Linked DNA regions of Mus musculus: region 2 is linked to region 1. Evidence: chromatin loops called from intact Hi-C (ENCODE). Cell type or tissue: heart. All regions are shown on one strand. Links, peaks and the distances in the headings refer to the core of each region. The heading gives the core; the rest is flanking DNA.

Evidence for each region. Hi-C counts contacts between places; a loop is a spot of excess contacts. Peaks named below come from ENCODE experiments on the same cell type or tissue, not always from the same donor. Only the 100,000 strongest peaks of a DNase experiment are listed, where the experiment ranks them.
Region 2: it touches region 1 in a loop (3-fold over the local background); 4 of 42 quality-filtered maps call a loop at or near these places.

Annotation. Positions count from the first base shown.
Region 1 is chr2:71,784,071-71,791,062 of GRCm38, reverse strand. It overlaps Itga6 (integrin alpha 6), which reads right to left and starts at 4,124. Exons shown (of 26, transcript NM_008397.4): 1 at 3,743-4,124. The coding sequence starts at 3,924. In heart, for the core only: CTCF peaks have their summits at 3,087 and 3,370; DNase peaks (open chromatin) are centred at 3,012 and 4,112; H3K4me3 peaks cover 2,489 bases; H3K27ac peaks cover 2,403 bases.
Region 2 is chr2:71,669,296-71,676,287 of GRCm38, reverse strand. No RefSeq gene overlaps it. Among named protein-coding and RNA genes, the nearest start is that of Gm36909, 17 kb to the right of the region's middle. In heart, for the core only: no CTCF peak of the experiment used is centred there; a DNase peak (open chromatin) is centred at 2,877; H3K27ac peaks cover 1,696 bases.

The sequences.
Region 1 (6,992 bases), core at 2,109-4,608:
GTGCACATCCTCTGACCCCTGGCGAGAGGCCGTCAGGTCGCATCCTTTAGCTGTCAGAAGGAGCTTGACCCATAGCCAGTTGGGCTGAGGGTGACTAGGAAGAGAGTCCATGTACTGATACTTAAATAGATAGCCCTGACCTACATGGGAAGCAGTTCAATGAATCAACACACTGTAATACATTTCCAGAACTCAGCAGCTTGCCAATGCCTCCACATCTGAAGGTCGTTTCTGAGGTTTCCTCTTACAAAAAGAGCACAGGCGTGAGCCAGAAATACCACCTTCACAACCAGATCTTGATTAAGATTCTGCCTAAGTAGCTGGAAAGCTTCGGGTAAGACATTTCATGACCTTCAGCTCCTGTTTCTCCATCTACGAAGGGGTCGAATGGACTGCATGATCTCCAGCTACATCCGACAATTGAGTAAGTCCAACAGTCAACAAGCATCCAAGTGAGGAGAGAACAGTAGGCCTGGGATGCGCTCAGACAATATGGAGGAGACCGAACAAACAAACGAACAACCCAAAAGGAGAAAATGAAGACTAGGAGTGAAGCAGACTTCTCTCCATGAACGCAGCTCCTCCCAGGTGATCATACACAGATACATCCTTGCCCAGAAGAGAGCCAAGTGAGTGAGTCACAGGATAGATTCTATTCAGTCATCACTTTGTACCTTCCACGGCTAGAGATGACTGGGCCCCACCTACCAAGGAGAGGGAGGATTAAAGTGCTTATAACCCAACCTCAGTCACTCAGCTGTCTGCTTAATAACTGCTGGAGTCTTATGTAATTTATCTCCGGGAAACATAGATAAAGTTTAAAGTGCCTAATCCAATGTGACAGTCCCCAAATATCAGCAATATCCAGTGTGTTTTGGGGGCTCTCAGACACAGTATTACTCCCTATAAAATCTTAACTAAAGCTATTACTGAATATATAGATGGCATTATAGGAAGTTTAAAATCCAAAATAAATAATAGAAAGGAAGAAAGAAAAGAGAGACAAGGCCTTATGTTATGATATGTTATGATATGTTATGATACATTCTCTATAGCTGTGCATTTATCTTATACGCCCGCCCACCTATCTTCTGCCTCAAAGTCATAAGTTCAAGAAGTTTGCTTCTGCAATGAATCTAAGGCGGAGTAAAGTTTAGCTGCTTTGGTGTTCATAAGTCTGATTGAGAGTTCAGGATATTAATTTAAAACAAGAGCCTTCGGTTTTAATGTGAGGTGATCACAGACTCACCAAACACTTACCACACCTGTATGGCAGCTGGCATCTAACACTGTAGGCCTAGAGATTCTACTTTTAAATGCATCGCTATCAACAGCTTCCATTTAGCCAACAGGTGTCCATGCTGGGCAGACCGGGCAGACACTAAGCATTTTGCGTGTTCTTTTAATCTTCACAACAACCCAGAAACACCTACACTGTACAGGTGAAGAAACCACAGCTCGAAGCAAATGGTTATCAGTGCCAATGACCAAGAAACCTAAACTCAGCTGTCTATCCCCAGGTCCCTGAGATGTTGTCACTGAGTTTGGAAACTGGGCCCAGAGTCCCATCAGTCTCACTGGCTAGCACTGACACCCACCTTCTTCTCCGTAAAAGGAAGCCATGGGCATGATATGACTCTCCTCAGAGGATTGATGCTATTCTTGAACCTGGGAGAGTATATCACAAGATGAACCCACAGCCTCCTGGAATGCAGATTCTGCCTCTAGGTTCTAGGGTGTGGCCCAGTACCCCTTGCCATGGGTCTCTTCTCATCTGAGGGTCTGACCTGGTACTCCCATCTGTCGTCCTCTACAACAGTGGTTCTCAACCCTCCTAACACTACAACCCTTTAACACAGTTCTTCATGCTGTGGTCACCCCACACATACACCATGACTCCCCCCCCCACACACACACCATAAAATTATTTCATTGCTACTTCATAACTAATATTACTACTCTTATAAATCGTAATATAGATATCTGATATGCAACCGCTGTTAAGGGGTCACAACCTACAGTTTGAGAAACACTGCTCTATGGCTTTTTTTTTTTAAAGGCACCAGAACTTGTCTTGGGAGGACCTGTAGCAGCTGTAATAGCAGAGAAGCCCTGCGGTAGTGACAAGTTTTAGCAGGCCCAAGGCTGCTCACCTTAATGACAACAGTGATTCCTGGCTAAAGGCACAATTTGAAATCATTGTCCTCAGGACATTTCTTGCCCCAGTTTCCCCCCATTATAATGTCTGCTTGGACATGTCCATCCAGGAAGCCAATCTCTGTGGTCTGATACAGACAGAATGCTAAATAAAGGCAAAGAATGTTTTCCCTCTGTTGGCCCACAGTCACTTCTATACTAAGTTCAAATCCTCCATGGGTAAATGTATGTGTTTCTCGAATAGTGTTTGAGATTTGAAATGTCATCCTCTTGAGTTGACAAACAAACAAACAAACCCTCTCACTTCAGATTTACAGCTGACCAACAATTATTTTCGGGAGAATGCCACGCCTGCAGAGTCAGACCCCCTCCCTGCCCGGGACTATCCCACCCACAATAGACTTCTGCTTCACCTAGCAGGTGGTATCAGAAAAATCTGACCTTAAGATTTTGAAGTCCACAATATGCACAAACCCCAAAGTTGTTAAATATCCGAAAAGGGAGTTTTCTCCAGTTTAAAATAATTCTGGCCTCTCCTTTCCCCTTGGCTGCACTCTGTTCTCTCCGGTCTGCTGGTCCTGGAAGGACCTGGGTTCAACTCAAGACCTGGGCGGGGAGGAGGACCTTTTGTTGTGGGAATGAGCATGGATCAAGAATTTAACCCCACTGCGACTGGGCGACTAAGCTCCAGAAAATCTTCCCCAATCAAAGAACTGGGTCATGTGGGAGCCAACACTGTTTAAAAGGCAGAGCCAGTCGCTTTCTCCTGGAAGAAACACTTGGGAGGATGACTGTCACTTCCGAACCTTCTTTTCTAAGTCCCTCCTAGAAGGGGCACTTTGCTCTAACTCCTCCGTGAGGCCCACCCAGCACTGGGGCCGGAGGATCCTTGAGTGCTGCTGATCTATCAGGGAGCTGGGAGGGGGAGCTAGCACACCGACTCGAAGAAGCCTGTTTTCACAGCTGAGCTAGTCCTGAGGAACAGGTGCTTTTTAAGAAGCATGTTAAAGTATCTCCTGCAGGAGAGCCCACTCTGCAGGGAAAGTCATACGGGACAGCGAAAAGTGGCTTCCCAACTTCCACGCGGCGCGCGAACGAGGGAGGGGACCGGACGGTCGGAGAGTTGGAGAAAGGCCTGCATTTCCCTGGAAGACTTCCCGCAACCCTGTGTCCCATCACTGTCCCTAGTGCACACGTGAAGCTCAGCAAAGCGTGCCACCTGCCGGGGTCCCTGCAAACTAAGCCCGAAGTGGAGAACCGCGGAAAGCACTTCAGGGGAGGGGGAAAGTCAAGTATCCCGGGGCCGGGCCCGGGGTTTGTCCCTTCGGCTCTCCTCACTCCCGGGAGGCGCCGTGTGCAGGGCGCGGCGGGCCCGGATCTCTCAAGTCTTGGGCCGAAGAAGTGCGAGCGGGCAGGGCAGGGCAGGGCAGGGCAAGGTAGGGAAGGCCAGGGCAGAGCAGAGCCGAGCTGGGCTAGCCCACGGATAGGCTCTGGGCACGCGGGACGGGCGGCAGCAGGGCGCGCCCTCGTTCTCCCTGGCGCAGCGCGGCGCCCCGGTGGGGATGGGAAGAGTCGGGGAACTCACAGCCGCTTGTCCTCCGGCTGCAACTGCCAGTGCATGGCGAGCGAGAAGCCGAAGAGGCTCCCGGGATCCCCCGATTTCCGGATCACGTTGTCCTCGCGGGTGTCCAGGTTGAAGGCTGTACCCAGCCGGGCTAGAAGCCCCGCGGACAGGTAGAGCAGGCACAACTGGCCCGCGACCGCCATGGGCGCGCGCGGTGGGAGGGACCCGCGGAGCTGCTGCGGCCTCTGTGCGCGCGGGCTCGGGGCCGGGGCCGGGCTGCCTGGCGCGCCGCTGCGGCCACTTGGCCTCGGTCGCCCCTGCGCGCGGCCCCACCCCCGGCCGGCTCACGCTCACTGTGCGGCCGCTCCCCCACGCCCGCAGCTAGCTGCTGCTCAATGAGCCCGTTGTTCTCTGGAGACTCTCAAGCGTTTTATCGAGTGACCGGGACTCCGGCCCCGCCCCGCCCCGCCCCGCCCCTCCCGAGGCCCCGCCCGCCACACGCACCTTCCCTGCCGGCCCCGCCCCGCAGCGGCGCACCCGCCGCAGCCCTCCCACCTTCCCGCCACCTGCCCGGAAGCGTCCCGGAGCTTGGCAAGACTAGCCAGGCTTTTTTTCTACCTGTCACTGAACTGCGGGCCTCATAGGGCTGACTTGCAAAGACATCCGTTCTCCAAGGGTTCAAGACGCGCCTAAGTATGCCCAGCTCTTGGGGTTGGCTTGATGTTGCATACTCGCTGGCTCCCCAGGGACCCAAACGTCGAAAACGTTGCTGTGCTACTTAAAAACACACTGTTTCATTCAGGCCTAGGAAGCGGGCTTCTCTGTGCTGATGAGTTTTGGTTTTTTTTTTAAAAAAAAAAAAAAGAAAGAAAGAAAAGAAAAGAAAAGAAAAGAAAAGAAAAGAAAAGAAAAGAAAAAAGTCAACTCAGATTTTTGTGGGAAGATCTCTAGGTAGGGAACACTGAGTCCTTCTATCTTGGGCCCTGGAGTTTAGCTATTGTCCCCTTTTCTTACCCTAAGTTTCCTAGTCTAGTTAGAACTGCATAGATAGAGACAGCTAGAGGTCCGTGTGGGTGGCTTGAAGGCTTGAGTCTCGCGGGCATAGGGTGGGGCTTTCCAGCGAGGTGTTGGCTTTTGAGGCATGTTTATTTTAGGATAGAAAAACTTGCTTCAGGGACGCTCAGAACTTGGTTGAGAACAAACAATATACATTTTAGTGAACCATTTTTTATTATCCTCTGACATTTAGATTAGCATGTTTTCTCTTATGAATGTAGACAGTAAACCACAAAGGCAGGAGACTGTACCAACAACCCAATTATCAGTAGAAAATACTGTTTTATCCAGAAAAGTTGGTTGTTGCAGATGTTTCAAATTACAGTTGTTATTAGGTAGCTACTCTGCTAGATCTCGATGTATGTCAATAAAGAAGCAATTTATTACTATAGAAAAAAATGTTAACATTTTGACATATGTTAATATAATCGATTTTCTTCTTAAAAACATGTATGTTGTGCATAGGGTCTTGGTTTTCAGTAACTTACTGAACGGGCCTTGTTCTACCCTGTCTCCTATCGATGTAATTTAATATTTTAACCAAAAGCCACCTGAGGAGAAAAGAGTTTGTTTTATCTTACATTTCCAGATAATAGAACTCAGGACGGGAACCTGGAGCAGAGACCATGGATAAAAACTGCTTAGTGGTGTGCTCCCTCTAGTTGTGTTGAGCCAACTCTCTATACAAGTCAGGACCAACTGCCCAGAGCTGGGTAACAATCACAGTGGGCTGTACACTCCTGATGCTGGAAAGGGCCTTTCCATGGAACCTAACAGGCATGCATAGGAAATAGAAGCAGGGTGCAGTCCCAAGGGAGACCCAAAGCGTCCTTCTACATCTGTACCAAGAGAACAGCTGGAGCTACTCAGAGAAGCTATGTGAATATCACGTGTGGTCTTCACAGGTGGCAGCAGCTGCCAGAGTGAGTCCCCAGCAGATGTGCCACTTCCCAAACAACTAGTAATCTCACATCTTGCCCTGGGTGAGGTATAATGGATCTAAATGCACACGAGATCTTGAAGATCACACGGTTTGAACAAGCGCTTCTGAAGGACATTGAGAAACTGTTAGAAATGACTGTCTAGTGAGGTAGAAAATATCAGCAGTGTGATTTTTAGTGGGTGTCACTCACAACCGTTTTCTTCTTTCATGTATGGCAACCACTATCCCTGAAAGACAGGTCCAATTGATGATGGTTGGACATAAGGAACCTCAAGGTCATTGTTACCTTCTTGATTTCAATCCTCAAGTTGACATTTAAACATTTAATCGCAAGGTAGTTCTCAGCCAGGAGCCAGTGATGTAGCTGCCATGTTGCTGAAATACTTCTGAACTGGTTAAGAAAGCTGTGCTGAACAGCCAAACCCTGCGCATATGTCCCAGATCCATCAGATTCCACTCAAGTCCAAGCCCTGTACTGCAACTGCTCCCTCTGACCAGTCATGCTCAAGTCCTATTAGCCAATGGCCATTCTGAACATCCCTCCTCCTCCTAAGACTAATTCTAGGCTGTGGAGAACCCGTCATTCCCTTCCTTAGACATATTGGCAAATAATACATGAATGGTCATTGTTACCTTCTTGATTTCAATCCTCAAGTTGACATTTAAATTACAGTAAATTAAATTTAAATATTACAAATGCACAGTGCAAATCGAATGGTACTTGTAGAGATGAAATCTGGTCTGAAGAAGGCTGAGACGCTTGTTCTGGAATATGCCCGTACTGGGTAAGAAACTATCAGTTGTTGTGCCTGTCTGTCTTCCACCTGTTTCCTGCCTAGGAAGCCAAACATCCCTGGTGTTGAGTCAAACTCTCAGACTCCTAACAGAATCTCTTGGAAGATTGTCATTGCTTCCTATGGAAATCTGGCCTTGAACTCCATAGATAGTTGAAGATGACCTTGAACTCATTATCCTCTTGACTCCACCACCAAGTACTTCAGTTACAGGTGTGTGTCTGTGTCACTAATTCCCATTTTTTCTTTCTTGTCTGTCTGTCTGTCTGTCTGGTTGGTTTTGGTTTTGAAGATAGGGTTTCTCTATGTAACCCTGGCTGTCCTGGAACTCAGCCTGTAGACCAGGTCTATAGACCTCAAATTCAGAGGTCAAAATCCTGCCTCTCTGATCCCAGTAACCCCAAGTGCTGGGATTGAAGGCGTGTGCCACCACTACCTGGTTTATTCTCTGTTTTTTAGTCTGTTTGAGACTCAGTTA
Region 2 (6,992 bases), core at 1,507-4,006, 110 kb after region 1:
CACCATTCTAGAGGAGCTATATCAACACGTTCTTCCAAGCGAAGCCCTTGTAAGAAAACAAACCTCTCACTTTGCTTAGTTTTCTATTGCTGTGACAAAACACTATGACCAAGGTTAATTACAAAAGAAAATGGTTAATTGAGGCTCATGCTCCAAGAAGGTCACAGCCCATGACTGTCATGACACAGAGTATGGCAGCAGGCAGCCAGGCATGGTGTTGAGTCAGATGAGAGTGTGCTGTCTTGATCTACAAGAGAGAGAGACAGAGACAGAGAGACACACAGAGAGACAGAGTCTCAAAATGGTGTCTTTTGAAACCTCTAGTGACATACCTCCTGCAACAAGCACACCTCTTAATCCTTCCCTAATACTACCACCAACTGGGAAACAAGTATTCAAATATTTGAACCCATGAGGCCATTCTCATTCAAACCACCACACCCTTGCTTGCAAATATTGTAACTTTTCAACACACCAGTATTTCTTAAACAAGGACAAGCTAGAAAAAAGCGGGTGAAGGGATAGACAGACGTTATGTTTTGTTTTGTTTTGTTTTATCGAGACAGGATTTCTCTGTGTATCCTGGCTGTCCTGGAACTCACTCTGTAAACCAGGCTGGCCTTGAACTCAGAAATCCGCCTGCCTCTGCCTCCCAAGTGCTGGTATTAAAGGCGTGAGCCACCACGCCCGGCTGGATAGACAGATCTTATAATAAACAAAATAATCTCTCTGGGAAGTCACCTGAGGAGTCTTGTATGGTTTAGTTGTGAAGTGATCAATCCCTCAGAAGGCTGGTGTATTAAAGGGTCAATCCCTTGTCCAGGGCACTACTTGAAAGTGATGAAATGACAAGGATGCTAAGCTCATAGGAGATTATGGCCATAAGGCTCAGGCTGACTGAAGCCTTTAGTTCTAGGTCCACTGCACAAGGATTGGTCAGCAGCCTCCACCTGTGGGGGAGATGAGGCGTTCAGGGCAGAGCTCAGCATTCCCTCATAGACCTGGCCACACGGCTGAGGGGTGTGAATGGGCAATCGGGCACTGGGGCTTAGCTGGAGGTACTAGATCACTGGAGGGGTGACGTGGTCAGTATATTGTCTCCTATCCATTCATTTGTTTGTTCATTCATCTCTCTCTCTCTCTGTCTCCCTTCTTCCTTCCCTACCTCCCTCTCTTCCTCCTTCCCTCTCTGACTCCTGTCTATGAGATGAGTACCTTTGCTCTGCCACATCCTTCTGTCCTGGTGTTTGTGTCTTGCCGTAGATCTGAGAGCAATGACACAAGCTGTTCATGGGCTGCAGCTGGGAAACCATGAACCCAAACAAACTCCTCCTGTCTTAGGTTGGTGTACTGGCTGGCTTTATGTGTCAACTTGACACAGGCTGAAGTTATCACCCAGAAAGGACCTTCAGCTGGGGAAATGCCTCCATGAGATCCAGCTGTAAGGCATTTTCTTAATTAGTGATCAAGGGGGGAGGGCCCCTTGTGGGTGGGACCATCTCTGGGCTGGTAGTCTTGGGTTCTATAAGAAAGCAGGCTGAGCAAGCCAGGGGAAGCAAGCCAGTAATGAACATCCCTCCATGGCCTCTGTATCAGCTCCTGCTTCCTGACCTGCTTGAGTTCCAGTCCTGACTTCCTTTGGTGATGAACAACAACTTGGAAGTGTAAGCTGAATAAACCCTTTCCTCCCCAACTTGCTTCTTGGTCATGATGTTTGTGCAGGAATAAAAACCCTGACTAAGACAGTTGGTTATCCCAGGTATTTGGTTACACACGTGTTACAGCTCAGGGCCTGTAACAAATGAATAATAGCCCAACCCCAGGGTCCCAGTCAGCCTCTTTGGGGAGGTGGAACTTGGATAGTGTGACAGCACTTATCCCATGACACCACAGGAGCTGGGGCAGGGCTTTAGGGAAGTGAGACACCGCTCAGGGGGTGGGAAAGCACAGTCTGGGATGTGGGAAACCTGGAGAGGGTTTGGGGCCCTCAGACCTGTGATGAGGCTGGGACCATGAGGTTCTCTGACTCTTGGACATCCAGGCACACTGAGAGTCACAGAAGAGCCAAGAACTGAGTTGAGAGCTGGAGGGCTGGGTCAGCATCTAGCCCAGACCTGAGGAAGGGGAGCTCTGCCTTGTTCCAGTGGTGATTGTCCTTAGCTTGGTGGAGGCAGGCTGGAAGCGCAGAGAGGCCTTCTACGGGAGAATTAAACTGCAGCTCTGTAGGTGGAGGCCTTCTTGGCTCCCCGCAGCCGGTCTTGATGAAAGACTCAGTCTACGGTTCTAAACTGTTTATTGACTGTTCATGGTGGAAAATTGGATGCATACTTAGCTGTACCCCTTCTCAGGGTGGACACGAGATTAAATACCTTTTGCAGGGAGAAATGTCTGGGAAGGGAAGTTTATTGGCTAAGCCCTCCAGGCCTCTAGGTACCTCATTAGCATGGAGAACTATGTGACCTATGGTGGGGAATATGGCACGTGTTCCAGGCCAGGAATTTGGCAGGGAGCTAGAAGTCGCCTAAGTCTCAGATGTGTGCCTACCAAGTTTCCGGGTCTCAACCTGCTCTACCTTACCAAGCTTCTGGGCATGCTTTTACCATCCCACAGGCCCCTCCCCATCCCCCCAAGAGGTACCAGGTCACCTAGGATGAAGTAGCCATGAGGACAGTGTCCCCAAGGGCCCATGTTATGCTGCTGGCCCAGGCAGGGCAGGGGAGGGGCTGGACTGTATTCCACCCCTCCCTGATAGAGGCAGGCAGGAGCTTGTGTAGTCCGCCCCGTGTGGGTCCAGGGTCCTACCCCACGTGTTTTCCCTTTCCTCACAGAGCTGCTTCCTTGGCAGCTCCGAGGAGGAAACCCCTGAGTAAACAGAGAACGCAATGTCGGCCCTGAGGTCTCTCCGAGCTGCACCCCAGGGACACAGCCCGGGGTCAGGCCTACATCCGGTCCTCATCCAGTCTCCAGTCAACCGCCGTGTTGTCTCCCTGGCATATTTCTTCTGACTGCATTTGCTCAGTCCTTGAAGGAAAAGCCGATGTCTTCAAACAGCAGAGCAGAGGAATTCTGAGGCAGATGTCCACCAAAGGCCAGAGCCCTCTGCCCTCCCTGCCGGAGAGGCCCTCCGCAGCCACGGAACAATGGCTGCAGTCACTCAGAGCACCCCACAGACTTCCAGGTTGGCTCCTTTTCAGCATCTGTGCTATTCAGAAGCCTCATTTTGTGTGATGGGTGTGGAGGAAACCAGAAGTAGCTGGCAGGAGACCCCCTAGACAGAAATGCTATTACCCTCTTTTTATAGATAGGGAAGTAAAGGTTTGGAGGTCACATAGCTAAGAACTGGTATTTAACCATTACCCTCTGTCCATATCAGGCTATTTAGGGTGCGTGGGGCTGGACCACAGACCAGGTCTACCAGCTGGAAAGCAAAGGCACTCTAACGATTCCCAAGTTCAAGGGCTTGTTTAAGAAATACTTGGCTTCTCTTTAGGAGCGGATCAAAGAAAGTAGTTTTTGGAAATATCAAAACACCACATCCTTTGACACTATTATTGCTGCTATTTTTAGTCCACATACCTAAGACTCAGTAGCAGTCTCTCCCATTTACAAGTTCATTCATAGGCAATTTATTCAATCTCTCACACGCCTCAAGTTTCCCATCCATGAAATGGGAAGAATATGAGCCCCTCTATCACAGGACGGTTAGGATTAACTCTTGAGTTATCATGCAAGCCTCTATATGGTGCCGAGCACTGTGTATCATAGATGATATCACTATCTGCATCCTTAGCCAGGTCTGCCACCTCCCCCCATCTCTCTTACTCTTTGTTTTTGTTTTTACCATTAATGACACCTTTATTTCAGAGCTCATTGCTTCAGACATGGGTGGGAATTGTGACTTCTTATTGCTGAGTCTCCTTTTAAAAGTCTTATTTTTTTATTATTATTTTATGCATACAAGTGTTTGCTTGCCTGCATGCATGGAAGTTTACCACATGTATACAGAGACCACAGAGGTCAGAGAAGGTGCCAGACTCCCTGGAACTGGGGTTTACATAGTTGTGAGCCATTTTGCGGGTCCTGGGAACCGAATCCAGACACTCTGTAAGAGCAACAAATGTTCTTTACTACTGATCTGCCACTACAAACCCTCATTGCTGAGACTTCAGGGCTCTTGTACGGGGCTTGGCACACAGCAGATGTGTAAAACACACACACATACACACACACACACACACACATACACACAAATATTAAAATGGTGCTTATTCTAAGAATAAGGCATTCAGGTTAATCACAAAGGTTATCTGGTTTTTATAAGATTTAAAAATCTGTATCCCTCCCACCTCATGCATCCTTGGGGATGATAAACAAGCACAAGGGTGCATCAGGATGAAGTTAAAAGAGCCATGAAGTGCTAGACACGTGACCATTCCCAAGAAGTAAATTCATGAGCATTGCCCAAAATCAATGGTTCTCAACCTGTGGGTCACGACCATTGGAAAACACACACTTATGATGGTCTTAAGAACTGAGACAGCTCAGTAGGAAATTACAGTTATAAAGTAGCAACAAAAATAAATTTATGATTGGGGGTCTGTAAGACCAATAGGGAATATGTGTTTTCCAAGTGGTCACACCCCACAGCCTGAGGACCACTGCCCTACCTGAAAATTTGTCAAGCAATCCCCATTGAGGGGAATGTTTAAAATTGAACATTTCAAAGACATATCCTCAAAATCAGAACATGATTAGCAACTGAGCACATACTGCATGCCGGGCACTGGGCCTACAAGGAGGTGTTTGGACAGACATGCTGCCTCTCATGGGGAGCACTGTTGTCTTAGAGAAGCAAAGACAGATGATTCTTAGGCAACATGTAGAGAGGTCCTCAGCGGCACACCTAGCGTCTTCACACTGCAGAAGAGGAGCCCCATCTGCAAGTGTGAGGGTTTTACAGTCGTCAGGGAGATTGGTCTAGATACGTTTTGACCTTCTCTCTTGAGCAGCCATGTTGATAGACACCAAGGATGACCACACACTTGGCTGAGCCACCCTACTGGGTGAGCAAGCATTGCCCCTGTTGAGGCATGGACAGGGCACTTCCTCTAATGTCAGCCAACAATCTTCTGCTCAGACAAAGCCAGGGCTGGCCCGACTGTCACAGGCCTCCCAGCAGCCCACAAACCCTCCCCACCGGTTCTATAAATAATAACTGGATGGCTTTAGTTCACCTTGACATGCTCAGTGCCCCCGGGGGAGGAGCATTAGTCTGCTGTGTTTGATGATTTCCTTCCTTCCACCCAGGCCTGGACGCCCTTCTGGTCATCATGGATTTGCTTCTGGTTGGGACTGGAAAGCTACTCCATACTTAGGCCATTGTTCAACATAAAGGAGATGGGTGGCCACTGGAACTATGGGTAATAATCTTTCTCGTGGAGATAAATAAGGGAGCCTGGGCGATAGACCAAGGTTCTCCTCTCTAAGGACAAATACTCCCGCTCTGGCCCCTCTAGGTAAATGTGGCTGCTGCCATGTGTGTCTCCTGCCCTAAGCAGGCCACCCAGCACTGCCAGGAACTCACCGAAGGGAACTAAAGCCAGCTATTCCATCTCAGGCTCTTGTGTTCTCAAGTCATTTCCTCCAGGCAGCCCTTGGGCTCTGAAGGGCTGTGCAGAGTGATCCCTTGGTCTGTCCCAGGAAGGAACTATAGGAAGAGGCTGGGTTGGGGGGGGCTAGCCTTGGCAAACCCAAGTCAGCACCTGAGGCTTTAGAAGACTAAATACAGAGCAAAAGGCTGCTTTTGAAAACTGAACAGTATCCAAAGGAAACCCACGGCCTTGAGACACTTGCTGAAGTCAGGCGGCTGCTGAAGCCAGTGAGGCAGAGGAAGGAAATACCGGGAGGCAGTAGCTGATAAAAGTTGGCCCCATGGAAGAATCTCCCATGTGTAAAACAGAAACAGTGAACACTTCTAAAATAACAGATGGGGTCTAAAGCTTGGAACTTTTAGCCAGCAAAGGCATGAGGTAAATTTTTTATAAATAATAGAAACGTGTTGGTGTCTCTCTCATTATAACATATGCTAACGCAAAGTGTTTCAAAACTGCAGAAAAGTACAATGAAGAAAATCAAAATTGCTAACCATCTGTCTACCCAAGGACAGACACAGTTGGCATGTTGGTCACCACCTCATCATCCCTCTGACTTCTCTACCAGTCACCTGAGGCTGTTTGGTTTGCTTTTAGAAACAGTCTCACAATGTAGCCCAGGCTAGCATTGGCTTGGAAGTCTTCCTGCTTCAACTTCCCAAGGGCTAGGATTATAGGTATGCACTGTACCAAAATGGCTGGCTTTGCTTGACTTTTTAAAAACCAACATCACATGATTATTATAATCACATGTTAATTATAATCACAAATGTAACTTGCTTATCTCGCAGACATTTGTTGGTGGCCTACTCTGCATTGTAGATATAATAATGAACAAATCACAGAAGTTCTCTGACCTCCTAACCGGGCTGAACTGCTCAGTGGGAGATAGAGAATAAATGTCACCTGACACGCAACAGTAACTGCTCTAGACAAACATAGGCTGAGTAAGAGGAGCAGAAGTGTGGGAAGGCCGTGGATGGGGTGCAGTCTCAGTACTGAGGATGAGAACATGGCTGGAAGAACACTCAGGACTCCAGGGTGGCTCGAGAGGAGGAGCTCAAGTGGGAGGGGCCAGAGTTGAGATGAAGGGAAATCCTTTGCTAGTGGACAGACTTGGACAGATGTGGACAGACGGTGGCTACACTATATATAGCCGGCCTTGTTTCGTTTACTATCAAGTGCACTGTCCTCGGGCCACAGCTCAGAGATGAAATGTGTCCCCCACCCCCAAGGCACATGCATGAAACCTGTGGGCTGATGAGAAGCCGTGAAGCCTTTAAGAAGTGCCGCCTAGAAGAGTTAAGGCATCAGGGTGTGACCTGAAGGAGACCTGCTGTG